Regions from separate parts of the Homo sapiens genome. Here region 1 is linked to region 2. Evidence: chromatin loops called from intact Hi-C (ENCODE). Cell type or tissue: Calu3. All regions are shown on one strand.

Region 1 (8,000 bases), 83 kb after region 2:
TTAAAATTATAAGAATATAATTTATTTAATTTCATGACAGCAGGATGGAGGGAGGTGGAAAATTCTGCATCTTACTCCAACTTAGGGGCAGAGAAAATCAAAAGAGCAGAGTGACCAGTGACACTTGAAAGGAGATGGAAATAGGCCAGCCTCACAAGACCTCAAGATATGGGAAGGTATGTTAGGGGAACCCCAGGACAAAGAAGGAGGCTCTGTTACTTTACACAGCAAGGTACTCAGTGTTTTGTCCTTAAACCTTGAGAAGAAATACAGTCCATGTCCAAGTTCACCCAAATTAGCAAAAACCCCAGTAGGCCACTTCACAGGCAAAGAAATCAGAGGAGGCAATCTTAAAACACATCAGAAAATTTTATCTCAATTCTTTGGCTACCCATTATTCCAGGTCGTAGAACCCCATCTCTCTATACAAGATTTATCAAGCAAAGTGTGTACTTATAACTATAAAAATAATCAACGGTTGCTCAAAATATAAATATTCAAAGTGAAAGAATAATGTGAATTCACATGTGCAAGGACCTAAGTAAGAAACAAATGAGGAAACATTTCTTGCCAAAACTTTTAAAGCTTTTCCGAGGTGTACTAAATTTGCTGTGCTTTAAAAAAATATTTTGACCTACTTCATAAGCACATACTCATCATCATCTTTACCATCATCACCATCATTATCATCATTGTTTTGGTAAATGTTATAATTACAAAACTACTTTTTCTGGACCAAGTAATTAGGATGTTGATTTTCCCTGATAATCAAGTGTAACAATTAAGAGCTAAGCTGAATCATTCAATGCTTTGCCAAAAATGGATTTTCTCACTTCTGATTGTAATATTTCTAAGATTATATTAGCTGATAATATATAATGTAATATATATTATATTAGAAAACTATTCTGAATTCACCATCAGGCATTATTTAAACCCCCTACAAATGTTATTCGGATCCTCCACTTTGGACAGCCTGTTAATTTAACCACGTTTAGATTAATCACTAGCAATGTTTCTCCATGTTCTCTGAGGCAGGTAAGGTCAGGTACACTACACAAATGGCACAAAAGTGCCCCAAATAGAAACCATGGCATTTTGCAGGGGTTAGCATTTGCATTACCCCACAGTATCATATCCACCTGCACAGCTCAATTCCTCTTCATTCCCAAATATGAGCAACTTAAGTCATATAAGCCACCACAAAACAGCTTTTTCAGAACAAAAGTTGAAAGAGAAATGACTAGATGACTGTTTAATGGGGTACGAAAGTGTCCCACAGCACCAGGACGGTCCTGCTTAAAACCAAACAGAAAGTTCAGAACCCTGGGAGCAAGAGGAGGGGTGGGGATTTCTGGGCATTTCCTGGCTCCTCTAGGAACACAGGGGAAGCTGCAGGACGAGGCTGGGCTCTATGCAGACGAATCTGGAGAAAATACCCCAGGCACCAGCATTTTGGACTCTAAAACTCCACTTTCTGTCCTGAGAAATATACCCTTCACTCTACCCATGGCAGTCTCCATTTGGCTGTTCAGACCACTCTCTGCATGGAAATTATCATCTCTGTGACACTCAGATGCAGAAAGGAAAGGTAAAGTAGTAGCCAGAGACGTTCCAAATTTGGGGGAGGACAGGAGGTGCAATATGTGATGATTTCCATAGCCAAGCACAATGCAGGGGAAAGCCGAAACTGGCAACTAGAACAGAGGGGGCCCAGGAAATATAAACATATCTGGGCTAAAAAGATGCTAGTGGAGAGACAAATACACCTGTTATGCAAGCAAGCATGAATGCCTTTAACAAAATACCACATAATGAAAGTGAGATGGTCCAATAAAATGAATGGAACAGGACAGCAAGAGAGTAAGTGCGGGAAGGCAGCCCACAGAATAAGAACACTTGTAGAAGGCTGAGGCCAAAGCGGAAGTAAAGAGAGACAGGTGGCAGCCCAGGACAGTCAACAGTGGAAAAGGTTCTGTAGTGCTAGAAACTGTACAGTTAACTACTACTACTTTGACTATACCACTGTCCTCACTGCTACTAATGATGATAGTATGGATGGAGTGATGGAGTGCTTACAGTGTGCCCAGCTTTATTCTAAAGATGTTACACATTCATTCTCATTTAATCCTCCCAAAAGAACAAGCCTTCTGGAAACGCACAAAGATGAGAAATGAGACAGACCTGGCTGGAATTCTGGCTCACCACCCACCACCAAGTTAATCTCCCCATTTTTTCATTTTCTCCTATATGAAACCAGGAAAACAACACCTACCCGGCATGGTGACTGTAAAAATTAGAGATAATGCCCTTAAGTGCCTCCTAGAGGCTGTTATTATTGTAACTAATCTGATTAAAACAATCAGGAATGATGAACAAAGGAGATAGTTGGAATAGAAATGGCAACAGAGAAGCAGTAATGGAAACAGGCACAGAAGCAGCCCTCCAGCGATGGAGCCTTGAGGCTCAGAGAGAGTGACAGGGAACAGGTCATTCATTTTGGCTCGCCACTTTGTGTGCTTCTGGGTGCAAATTCACTCAGAGTTTCCACCTCAACTAGTGGGAGTATTAATACCGCCACTCCCTACAGGGCAGGCTTGTGGCATCTGAGTTTATTATTAGAGGCAATTTACAAACATGTGTGTATCTGGTTTATAGGTGGGGAAGCCCATCTCCCTTATACCATCTCTCAGTGGAATTAAGACACTCAACTAGTAGCACCACGTCAAAGCCAGTCAATTACAGACTTCAGAGTTGTTAAATAATATGTGTCTCTCTTAGTCACCACTAATAGACTCTAATTAATCTTATCTGGCATGAAGATTTGCTTCCGGTTTACCTACCACAACTTCCACCCTCCTGTAAACCATCCCTTCTACCTGCTTTGCACTCCTCTCCCAATTTATGTCTTTGTTCAGTCCTCTCTGGAATGTTGCTCCCTTTTCTCTCTAACTGACCAGATCCTGGTCATCCTGGAAAATCCAGTTTAAATGTTTGCTCTGCATGAGGAAGTGTTCTCTGCTTCCCTGCAATGGCATACTATCTTTTCTGAGTTTGTCACCCTACTCAGCACTGTCCTGGGCAATAATCACACAGCGTGTACACGTCTCTCCACTCATCAGTAAGCTCCCTGAGGATGGCAGACAATGCGTCTTTTCATTCTTTATGGAAATCTGCCTCATCTCACAGGGTAAAGACGTAAAACACATGTAATGCATACATTCTTTGGACCTAACAACTTAATCGAATCATTATAACAATAGTTAATATTTCAGGATTTTTCTAAAGTCTTTAAAATATAAAGTAAAAATAATATAAAGCACCATGCTCATAACATGAAAGTTTCTGGGGCGTGGGTAATGAAGATGAGAAAATATATTCTGAGGTTTCTGCTTTCAAAATGAGAGTTAAAGGTAGTATGAAAGTGGGTAATTTTTTTTTTTTTTTTTTTTTCCCTGAGACAAGGTATCTCTCTGTGGCCCAGGCTGGAGTGCAGTGGTGCCATTCATGGCTCACTGCAACCGCAACCTCCTGAGTTTAAGCGATCCTCCTCCCTCAGGCTCCCGCCTCAGCCTCCAAGTAACTGGGAATACATATGTGCACCACAACACCAGGCTACCTAATTAATTAATTAATTGATTGATTAATTTTTGAGACAGAGTCTTGCTTTGTTGCCCAGGCTGGAGTGCAGTGGCAATCTCGGTTCAATGCAACCTCCGCCTCCTGGGTTCAAGCAATTCCCTCCCTCAGCCTCCCGAGTAGCTGGGATTACAGGCGCCCACCACCACGCCCGGCTAATTTTTTTGTATTTTTAGTAGAGACGAGGTTTCACCATGTTGATCAGTGATCCTCGTGATCCACCTTGCCTCAGCCTCCCAAAGTGCTGGGATTACAGGCGTGAATCACCTCGCCCGGCCAATTTTTTATTTTTGTACTGTTTGGTCTTGCTATGTTGCCCATGATGATCTTGAACTCCTGGCCTCAAGGGATCCTCACGTCTGGGCCTCCCAGTGTGCTGGGATTACAGGCTGGGCCATTGTCCTGGGCCCAGAGTTAATTATTTTTAAATATGCATCTCACCTCACTGGCCTCAGCCACCCCGAAGCAAAAGCTTCCTGGAGAGTGACAGCCTCAACCCAATAGAGGGAGGAGAAAGGGCGTTCCTATTGCAGCTGCAAGCACTCAGGTGTCCCTGGTCCCCTTCCATGCACCTCATTAGTCAGGCGCACAGCAGGGTCTGTGTCACTGCCAAGGCGCCTCTCTCCTGTAGCATCCAGGGTTTTAACCACATTATGCATAGCTCCGGGGTTCGTCGGCACCTCTCTCCCTGCAGGTGAGACTGGTACACTTCAATAAACAGATCTCACTCAACTTAAGCAGAGAGCTGACAAACTTGGCGTTCCGTGCGGCAGAAGTAAGCAGCAATCGCTGAGTTTGTAGAACTTACACTTGGGGCCATTTCAAGGCCAATGTTCCCTTAAGAACCAAAACGCGAAACTGCTCTTCCAAGGGTCCTTTTCAACCAGAAGAAGCTGCTCCATCTGTCGTCCCTGCCCTGATTCAAGATGAGGCGGTCACTATCTAGAGGTCAGCTGGCTGACCCGGTCACCCTCCAGGTGTCCCCCCGAGATCGCCCCCTCCCATTCCCCACAAGTCCAGTTCGCTCACCAATCTTGGCCAGGGAGGCCAGCAGGATCCAAAGGGTGATCTCGAAGGGGATCTGCACGTGGGGGTAATCCAGCGTAAACACAGGCAGCCGGCTCTCCTCGAACAGCGTCGTTCCGGGAGCCACCACGCTCGCAGGGCTAGGCGGGCTGGAACTGGTGCCCATGGCCCTCGGCGCGTTCAGCAAGGTCTCCGCCAGGGCGCCCACGGGCCCCGCCACCTGCAGGAGCAGCAGCAACAGCATCGGAGGCAGTGGCGCCCGCAGGCTCCTCCAGTTGCCCAGTGGTTCCATGGGTGCCGCCGGTTGCCGCCAAGGGGACCGGCGGTTGGCCCTCCGAGCGCTCAACGCATCGCGCCCGGGCTGCTCAGCCCGCTCCGCCCTGCCCCGTGCAGGGCAGGGCAGCGACAGCCACCCGCCGCTGCTGCGGCACCGGGTCTCTGCAACCAGAGGGCTAGGTCCTCGCTGCGAGCAGGCGCACTGCCTGGCGAGGCACGTGCAGGGCGACGAGAGGCCGCTGCGCGTACCCTCAGCAGCCCTCAGCCGCCCTCCGCCGCCGGCCGCCTGCCCATGCCGGTGCGCTGCTCTCCAGCCGCAGCGGCAGGCCCTGCCCAGGGCGGCCCGCGGGCGGGGGCGGGGCGGGCGCGGCGCCCAAGCCGCAGGGCAGGAGGACAAGGGGACCTGGCCGGCACACCGCGCACCTGCCCGAGCCCGCGGGGAACGCGGGGCCCCAGTGACCGCGGGGGCGATGGCTGCCCTCCCTTCGCGCAGGCACCGCGCGCCAAGACCCGCCACCCCCAGAGCCAGCGAACTGTGGGTGGAATCGCCGCAACGGGCGCATGGTGGCCGGAGCTGTCTCCGCCCCGGAGGCAGCGTCGGACGTCCATCCAGTGAAGGAACCAGCGCGACCCACGAGTCGCGCCCTTCCCTCCTCCCCCGCCCCCGCAGGCTCCTCCAAGGGGACACCCCGGTGCGCTGGGCGCGCGGGGAGGCGCCACAGGCTCGCGGTCCGGAGGAGAAGCCCGGGCCGGTGGAGGAGGAGTGCTGTCACCCCAGCCTGGCGCTGCGGAGGCCAAGACAAGGCATGGGATTCTCTGGACGTACAGAAAGTTTAGGAAAGCCAAATTTTGTTTCCTTTCCGAGAGTTATCAACTCGCGCACAAGGTGCTCTGAACAGGGAAACTCCCTGCGCGGAACTCAGTGTTCCCACGCCCCCACGGAATCGGAATCCTGTTCTCTCCTCTTGCCACATTGTGCTGCTTTCACCCATTTGCTACACTGTCGCTGCCACTTTTCTTCTCCCTCCCCCAGCTCACGTAAAAAAAACCAAAACATCTTTCTCCGCTTTTAGGCTTAGAGGTGTACATGTCCAAGAGCATAAGAAATATAATTATTTCATGGAAAACCAGTGATTTGCCTCGCTCAGATTGACTTGCTCCGCTAATTACAGGACAGGCTGTGGTCAGGAAAAGAAAGGAAGCGTGATTCTTCTTCTGGATCTAAAAGGGCTTTCTCATGCAGAGCCAACCTTTCCTGTCCTTCAGAGCGCCTCCTTCACTGGTTGCGATCTCACTGTTTGAGCATCTTTATCGCCAGAAACCGAAATGAGCACAAAGGGGACTAGTTGCCATTCAATTAACTGAAAGTTTTCCCTTTGATATTTATGAAATAAAATCCTTCTCTTTTCTTAATCTTTGATGTGTCAAAACACGTGGCTTCTACTATTAAACAAACACCAGGCAGTTCGACCTTCAAAGCCGTTTTTTTTTTTTTTTTCTTTCAAAGTTCTAACATAGAAAATCAGTGAGATGTCAGCAGAGGGTACAAGAAAAAAAAATCCTCCACCTGCATAGAAGAAAATAAGGAACAGTCCTCTTTGGGTCTTCAAAGTAATGGAGGGACAAGTCCAGGCTAAAAAGAGAGAAGAATTCTGGGAGATGTTACAGAGCACTACTTCATTTGATATTTCACAAAGCATCAGTTTTTCAAAAGCGCTACAGAATTGAAACTAAAGATATTATCTTGAGAAGAATCATTGGGCATCCAAAACTCAGCCTCCCCTTCTCCTTTCACTGGAAACGTTTATTAAAGGTATGTGCCTAACATACCCCTGTGAAAAGGCAGCAAATAAGAGATTTTTAAATTTTTTGAGTATCTGTCTCTACATGGGAAGCTCAATACAAGGCACTTTACTTGCATTTTTTTGTCAATCGTAAAAATCCAAAGAGGCAGATATTTTTTACCCATTTTATAAGTGAAGAAATATAGTGTAGAAATGTGTAAAAATAAACAAATAGACTTAATCAAGTTTACATATTAAGTAAGTGTCTGGATGGAATTCACACCCAGGCCTGCCCAGGCTAACACTGGTATCATCTCACCCTCTACCCCATGACTAGTTGCCCATAAACAGCACGCTATATTCTCAGCTACTTTAAAATAAGCAGTGGAGAATATTACAGGGATTGTTCAAAAAAGTTACAGCAGGATAAAGTTTTGGTAAGTGAATCAGGCAGTTCTACAAACTTAGTGACATAGTAATAGGGAGAGGGCACATTTAGACAATACTTTCTAGGAGTTTGTCACACAACACTTTTAAGAATAATTGTGTATCATGAACAAGAAAATGAATGACAAATCTGTTTCCGGGCCCTCACTGCCTGTAAACCTTATGTGGTATCACTTCAACTTTATACATCTATGCTACTGCAGTTAAAGGCTATCCACTTTTTTTTACATTTGAAAAAAAAGTCGTTTTATTTATTCTTGTAAATGGGAGGCGAAGAAATTAGTCTAAAAAGACATTCTTTTCATCTTTCCCTTAAAGCAAATTTAAAAAGAGTTAAATTATGCCCCTATGCTGAGAGCGACTTGGCCTGGCTATTTCTTCAAAGTGCCCTCTGACTAGGAGCTCAGCCGTGAAAGTGATAACACCACCCATGGGATGACTGAAGCAAGAAGCGAAACGTGTGTACACATTTAAAATCCTTTAGTGGTTTCTTAGCGACCTTTGGACGTCTCACCTGGTAGCTGAATTTCTGGACTAATTGGGGGGTCTTCTTTTATGCCCTTTGATCTCCCATAACTTTTCAGCACTTAATCATTTTGCTTTTCTCCCACTGAACATCTCTGTGAAGGTATTGGTCTGTTTAACTCATTCTTTTATCTTTAGCTCCTAGCATATTGCCCGGAGACAGTGAGTACCCGCTAAATATGTGTTGGACGAATAAATGTATGAATTGACGGTGAAATCAACAACTCTCACACACTACGGATCTGAGCTGCAGGGCTTTCTCACAGTTAGGCCAGTTGCAGGATGGACATGAATTCTCCTAGT
Region 2 (8,000 bases):
CATTTAGGTTTCCCTCTTCTCAGTTAATTAAATAAACAAGCAAAAAAAAAAAAATAAAAAAAGAGGGGTAATGATTTTTCCATCCCACATTTAAAGAAAATTTTATTTTAGATTCTAGGGGTACATGTGCAGATTTGTTACATGGGTATATTGCATGGTGCTAATGTTTGGGCTTGTAATAATCCCATCACCCAAGTAGTGAGCATAGTACCAATGGGTAATTTTTCAACCCTTGCCCCTTGCCCAGCTCCCTATCTCCCCTCTTTTGAAATCCCTAGTGTTTATTTTTCCCGCCTTTGTGTCCTGTGTATCTAATGTTTAGCTCACACTTGTAAGTGAAAATATATGGTATTTGGTTTTCTATTTCTGCATTAATTCCCTTAGACATCCCACATTTTAATAACATGAAATCCTAATATAGTTCTTCTGGGGTTCACAGACAATGGCTTCGGTGTCTACATAAAGATAACCATCACATTAAAAAGATATTAGACATTATAACAAAGCTTTATAGTTATAGCCAGAATAAATATATGGCTGCTTTCATGAAAATATATTAGAATTACTGTAAAAATTTAATTACTTAAACATTTGCAGACTTACAACTTTTTGTTTACCTGCCCTTGGGCCCCATGATGACAATATTTGCTGGAAAATAACTGATTGGATTCTTTAGAATCTGCACAGAATGCCATTCCAAAAGGTTGCAATGCGAATTAAAATTCACCCAGTTATTATTTTAGATTTGCAAACTCTTGAACTCATTCTTTTTTTTAAATTATTATTATACTTTAAGTTTTAGGGTACATGTGCACAATGTGCAGGTTTGTTACATATGTATACATGTGCCATGTTGGTGTGCTGCACCCATGAACTCGCCATTTACATTAGGTATATCTCCTAATGCTATCCCTCCCCACTCCCCCGACCCCACAACAGGCCCTGGCGTGTGATGTTCCCCTTCCTGTGTCCAAGTGTTCTCATTGGAACTCATTCTTTTTTTTTTTTTCTTTTTTTTTTTTTTTTTTTTTTGAGACGGAGTCTCGCTCTGTTGCCCAGGCCGGACTGCGGACTGCAATGGCGCAATCTCGGCTCACTGCAAGCTCCGCTTCCTGGGTTCACGCCATTCTCCTGCCTCAGCCTCCCGAGTAGCTGGGACTACAGGCGCCCGCCACCGCGCCCGGCTAATTTTTTGTATTTTCAGTAGAGACGGGGTTTCACCTTGTTAGCCAGGATGGTCTCGATCTCCTGACCTCGTGATCCACCCGCCTCGGCCTCCCAAAGTGCTGGGATTACAGGCGTGAGCCACCGCGCCCGGCCGGAACTCATTCTTAATGAAGAAAAATAATAGGAAAATTTGTCTAGTTTATAAACATTGGCAAATAAATTTAAAATTTTTCTGCTCCAACTATATTCACTACCTGCAATAGAAATAGTCCTCCTCTTTTGTAGCTTTTCTGGAAGCTTCGTATTTTTAGGTAAGGATAAATATCGGGAGGTTGAAGTGGAAGCCTGTAAAAGAAATATAAAATCTTACTTAAACTATACAAATGGCACTTATTGTATATTAAAGATTAAAAATTGTATAGCAAAACTTCATGTTAAAAATCAGAATTTTAATTTCTGATTCCAAAATTACTTTGTGAGGGGCTATAACTATTATAACTTGAAATAATTAAATCCCTTCCAGAATGGAATGGAGATCTCTACAAAGGGAAATAGGAATAAGTGGGAAATAAATTAGAAACAAATATGAAAACCACTGGGTCTTCTCAAAGAAAAGCTACTGAAACATCTATGTATAAAAGTACTGCCAGAAAGACTTAGAACCTACATGTATGGGGAAGAAGATATGTTTACAATATATATATGTAAGGTGTTTTTTTTTTCACTTTAATATATCTTAAAAATGATATTAATAGAACAAAAAGTATTACTACAGCTAATTTACTGGCATTTCAAATACCGCAGTCGCTAGTGTTTTAAATTAACTTTTAATTAACACTGCTACATTTTACACATAAAATAACTCCTTGTTCACATATAACCATTTTGATTTCTGACAACCCAATATAGGATATTATTAAAAATAAGCCTCAATTCTTGCTATGTGAAACCAATATATCACAATATTATTATTATTGTTATTATTGAGAAGGAGTCTCGCTCTGTCATCCAGGCTGGAGTGCAGTGGCCCAATCTCGGCTCACTGCAATCTCCACCTCCCAGGTTCAAGCGATTCTTCTGTCTCAGTCTCCCAAGAAGCTGGGATTACAAGCGCACGCCACCATATTCAGCTAATTTTTTTTTTGTATTTTAGTAGAGATGGGGTTTCACCGTGTTGCCCAGGCTGGTCTCGAACTCCTGAGCTCAGGCAATCCACCTGCCTCGGCTTCGGCTTCCCAAAGTGCTGGCATTTACAGGCATGAGCCACCACGACCGGCCCACGATATTGTTTTTAAATGGCTTTCCTTATCTATTGACAGTTCCTTGAACTAGTGGCAATGCTGGCCACAATACCTGTGAACACTCACTTCCCCCGGCCACCCCAGCCTTCCTGCAGCTCCTCAGAGAACTGTCAACAGCCACTTGATCTGCAGAGCTGATGATACCATCAGCTGATCAATGGAATAGCTGTCGGCTCCACCCCTGGAAGTCTCCTAGAGGCGCACACTCAGTTACCCTGTGTTCTCGATTCAAGCTGCTGTCCTTCCTAATGCTTTCTCGCAAACTGTGTCGCCGGCGAATCAGAATCTCCTTGGCTTGTCTCTCACTTGTGTCGGCTGTCAGACTGTGTCTGTTGTAGGATAAAGTCTGGAATGAAAACATATAGAGGACATTAAAAAACAAAAACAAAAACCTGATCATTTCCCCCAGAAATTCCAAGACTTTACCACATTTCTTTGGATCTGCACCTCAGCTAAGCACTTATAACTTCTGTGCAGAGCAAAAAATTAAATTAACAGTATAAAAGTTAACAGTCTTCAGATCTTCAAAGAATTTATATTTTCTTTTCATTTTGTGTTTTTTTATTTTTCTTTTTTTTAGAGTTGGGGTCTTGATCTGTCACTCAGGCTGGAATGCAGTGGCACTCATAACTCACTGCAGCCTCCAACTCCTGGGCTCAAGCAACTTTCCCACCTCAGCCTTCCAAGTTGTTATTACAGGTATGTGCCACATAGTTCATCCTTTAATAAAAGTCAGATCATAAGGTTTGTTTTTCATTGAAAAGTGTGATTTTCATAAATGAGAACAATGATTGATTTCATCAAGTGCCATGTCTACCTTGAAGCCTCTTGTAGGTATTTAGCCATCATGAATATCTGGAAATAAAATACAAGCCACCATCCTACAGTCTGTTTTGAATAGGAATTACTGACATTAAAAACAAACCACTTTGAGCCACTTGGTGGTGCCATGCCCTTCTGATTAACTTCAGCACATTCCCTTTTTTCAACTGGGTTGTTACATGAAGAGAGCTGGTGACACTCCCCACAATGATTACATCCCAGTGTTTGAAAAGTAAAATTTCTAAACTAGGGCTGTACATGGAATCCACTTTTAGTTTTATAGGCTATATAGAAATGTGTTTCCTAAATCATAAATAATAATTAAATTCATTTCTGATAGAATAAACATGTACTTCTTGGGAATATCCCTGTGTCCAGAAATATATTAGGTTCTATTGAGAGATGCAAACATAACACAGAACAAGGCTTCATTCCTGCCTTGAGCAGTTTACCATCTCACTGAGCATCTAAGGCTAACAAAATTATGCAAAATCATGGAAATAAGTGCTGTATCTACATGGTACAGTATAAGCTCCAAGTGCTATTCCATTTAACCACAAGGATGGGAATAATATGGTGGCTGTTGGGGGAGCCTTAAAAACTGGAGGCTTTTGACCAGCTGACAGGAAGGTGTGAGATGCTCCCAGGGGACAGCGAGAAAGCTACCTGGGCCAAAGAACGAAAACAGAACCTCTCACTCCCTGGGTGTTTCAGGGAGCAGATGGGTGAGGCAGATGTGGAAATATGGTTGGATAAAGTGGAACTTGGAAATAGAGTCCAAATTTTCAACGAATAGTTTAGCTTGGGAGCCACAACTAATGTTTTGTTTCATTTTAAATTAAAAGGTACTGTAGGAAAAAGGGTCAGGTAAGAGTCACGTGGATGAAATGGGGACACCTTATGGGGACACCAGCTAAGAAGCTGCTGAAACAGCCCCCACATGAGCAAGGAGGACTCCTGACAAGCTGTGTGGCCCGTGTGCCACTTCACCTCCCTGTGCCTCAATTTCTTTATCTGTGAAATGGCGACAACAGTAACACCTACCACTCACTGGAGGATTAAATGAGTTAATGCATGCAACACACTGAAATGGGGCTTGGAAAATTGAGGACACTCTCTACTCTGTAGCTGTGTTGTTAGCAAATTATTAGAATAAGGTGCTAACAATGGAAACGAAGTGAAAGAAGTGGCTCAGAAGAGAAGAAACTATAGCACTTTATAAATAACAAGGAGGGTGAGGTCCATTTTTAAAGTCTAAGCTATAAAACTATTTCTTTAAAACAAACAGCAATCAATTCATTTCTTTAAAATTAGTCAACGTGTATTTCTTTGTATCCAAGCCCACAGCAGCAGAACTCCCAGGGGACCCCAAGGCTTCAGCCATGGTGTCCAGGAGGATAGTAGGACCCTGAAGAGGGATGGAGAGAAGCAGAAGGAGAGAAGATGCCCAGCATGGGACCTGCTGAGCCCAGTGTCAAGATGCAGCCTCCAGTTACAGCACAAAACCAGAAGGCATCCTGTTAGCCAAAGGTAAGTAAATATTTTGCTACATAAATTATTCTTACTCGCTGACGGATTTGATAGAGATTTCTTGATAAGAGTTCTCGAATTTCATCAGTTTCACTGGACGTGACCTTCCTTATTTTTTCTTCACGACAATCACTGTGAAAGTTTAGAAAAAGAATATTTTACCTTTCAACAAATATTAGAATCATTGATTTTCTTCCTTAGAGATATAAGTATTTAAGACAAGTCTTAATTTGTAAAAATAGCACTTAGGGATTATTCAATAACTTAAAATAATTCCAAATTCTGTGACTCTTATTTCAGTTTCAAAATCATTCATGGCAAGTTTAACAATTCACAAGTTTTCAGAATCTATTCATGTCATTATGTTTTCAGGGAAGAAAAACTACAATGGCTTATAATGCTACCTCACTTTATTATTTCTAACACTCCATAAATAAAGTAAAATAGAATAGTTTTCTCCAACAGAAACCTAATTGACTTCAATTTACCATTAAGTTTTCATATTTTAAAAACCTCATCATAAATATTTGCAAACACACCATTTATAACATGTATGTATATCCAGTCAATCCTCATTTGTGGGTTCCATAATCATGAACTCACCTCACCTACTTGCTAATATTGATTTATAAACCCAATATCAGAATTTCAGTATTTTTGCAGTTATTCTCAGACATATGGAGAGTGACAAAAAATTTGAGTCACTTGACACAGTTTCCCTGAAGATGTTGAACAAGGAGACATCTGCTTTCTTGTTTCCACTCTCATACTATAAATAATGTCCTTCTCACAGTCTATTTAGTGACATGATTTTTTAATATTTTTATGTTATTTATTGGTGGTTCTGCTGCTTTAAATGGCCCCCAGGCATTGCTGAAGTGCTGTCTAGAGTTCCCAAGCACAAGAACCCTGTGATGTGCCTTATGGAGAAAATTTGTTAACTAAGCTTGATCATACATGAATTTATAGTGTTCTTGACCATCAATTCAATGTTAATGAATTAGCAATATATATTAAATAAGGTGTCTGTAAACATAAACATACATAAAATAGGTTACATATTGATTGGCTGATGAAAATTTTGTGACCACAGGCTCAAAGGAACCTAACCTTTATGTCCCCATAGAAAAATGATTCAGTATTTGCAGCTGGGCACAGTGGCTCATGCCTGTAATCCCAGCACTCTGGGAGGCCGAGGGGGGCGGATCAATTAATAATAATTTTTTTAAAATTATTATTACCAGTTTCAAAATACTATCAATGCCTATTTAACAATACTAACTTTTATTTGCAAGACCATACTTACTTTAGAGATGCAAATGTAGGGACAGTACTTATCATCCCAGTCTCTGCCATCTCAATGGCATGTTTTATTTCAAGCTTTTTATATAAAGATACAATACTTGACTTTGGTTGGTTTTCCCGAATCAAAAGCTTCCGCAGATATTTATCATCAAACTTCTTAAACCTGTAAATAAAGAAACTTTCAATAAATTAATACTGGATTGACTAAGAAAATAGTTGTTGTTTTTACCAATGAAGTCATTTCTGCCATTCCCAGGAAAATACTTAGTAGCAGCATTTAGCTAATCTGGTCATTTTATATATTTAGTATGTGCCTACCTGTATATATGTATATGTGTATGTGTATATATGTATATATGTGTATGCGTATGTATATGTATGTGTATGTATACATATGTATATATACATACACATACACATATATGTATATATGACACATACTGCTACATTTTTGTATATGACCCTGATGCACATAAATCTAGTATTCATTAATTACAGATTAAAATACATGTTTCTGTCTTTACCATTTCTCTACTTCTGCTTTTAGCGAAATTGCTCAGAAACGTTATCACTGTTTGTTTTCCCCAATTCCTCTCCTCTGATTCTCTCTTGAACATTCACATTGCCTCAATACTCCATTAAAGCTACTCTTATCAAAGTGGTCTGTGAACCTCATGATATAACTGCAGTGGGCAATTATGAATCCTCATCTTTCCTGCCCTCACTTGTGTAAACTATTGTCTTCATTTGGCTTCCAGGACACCACCCTGGGGTACCCCAACCTCCTTCTCACCCTCCCTCTCAGTTTTGTTTTCTTCTTTTGACCTGTTAATGTAGGAGTGCTCTGGGCCTCGGTTCTTAATCCTCTTTCATACCGCCACTCACTCCCGTCACCATCTTGCCCAGTCTCCTAGCTTTTAATAGCATCTCTATGCCAATGACCCCCAGATTTGTATCTCCAGCTCCAACCTCTCGGCCAAACCCCAGATATGAGCTTTTGGCTACTTACTCAACATCTGCAGTTGGATATCTATGGGGCATCCCAAATTTAACATATTCAAACTGAACTGATATTCTGCCAGAGTCCTCCCATCTCAGCAAACGATGACTCCACCAGGTCAAAAATCCTGGTGTCATCCTGGATTCTTCTACTTTTCTCATGTTCTATGTTATGGGCTGAATTGTGTCCCGCCAAAAATTCATATGTTAAAGTCTAATCCCCAGTAGCTCAGACTATGACCACATTTGAAGATCTAGTGTTTACAGAAGTGATTAAGTTGAGGCCATCAAAATGGGCCCAAATCCAAAATGACTGGTGTACTTATAAAAAGAAGAGGTTTGGATTCCAAAACATACAGAGAGAGGGAAGATGATGTGAAGAGGCAGGGAGAAGACAGCCATCTACAAGCCAAGCAGAGGGGCGTAGAACAGAACCTTCCCTCGTGGCCCTCAGAAGAAATGAGCCCTGCTGACACCTTGCTGTCTGACTTCTAGCCCCCAGGATTATGAGACAATTCATTTCTGTTGAGCCACTCAATCTGTGGTACTTTGGTTATGGCAGCCCTAGCAGACTAGTACTCCAAATCTTTGCGCCATCAGCAATTTCTGTTGGTTCCACATCAAAATACATACAAAATCCAGCCATCTCCCACCTCATCTAATGCTATCACCCAGGTCCAAGACATCATTCTCTCTCGGATTCTTGTAGTGAGCACCAAATTGGCATTCCTGCTTCCACCATTGCATTCCTACAGAAGCCCAAGTGCTCCCGTTAAAAATATGTCTAATGATGTAACTGTCCTGCATCTTCCTTGGGTACAAGTACAATGGTCTGTGACTTCCTACACAATCTGGATCTGGCCCTCTTGGTACTGT

What was found. Hi-C counts contacts between places; a loop is a spot of excess contacts. Peaks named below come from ENCODE experiments on the same cell type or tissue, not always from the same donor. Only the 100,000 strongest peaks of a DNase experiment are listed, where the experiment ranks them.
Region 1: a loop joins it to region 2, with 5 times the contacts of the local background. A loop is called at or near these places in 15 of 110 quality-filtered maps.

What each region holds. Positions count from the first base shown.
Region 1 is chr2:102,616,806-102,624,805 of GRCh38, reverse strand. SLC9A2 (solute carrier family 9 member A2) reads right to left here and starts at 5,253. Exons shown (of 12, transcript NM_003048.6): 1 at 4,669-5,253. The coding sequence starts at 4,957. RefSeq lists a silencer at 5,536-5,645. In Calu3, no CTCF peak of the experiment used is centred here; DNase peaks (open chromatin) are centred at 4,185, 4,905, 5,075 and 5,625.
Region 2 is chr2:102,699,358-102,707,357 of GRCh38, reverse strand. SLC9A2 (solute carrier family 9 member A2) reads right to left here. Exons shown (of 12, transcript NM_003048.6): 8 at 6,127-6,288; 9 at 4,856-4,952; 10 at 2,683-2,814; 11 at 1,422-1,512. It overlaps LOC124905954 (a long non-coding RNA gene), which reads left to right. Exons shown (of 3, transcript XR_007087163.1): 2 at 3,049-3,167; 3 at 4,631-4,862. Among named protein-coding and RNA genes, the nearest start is that of SLC67A2, 34 kb to the left of the region's middle. In Calu3, no CTCF peak of the experiment used is centred here; a DNase peak (open chromatin) is centred at 3,407.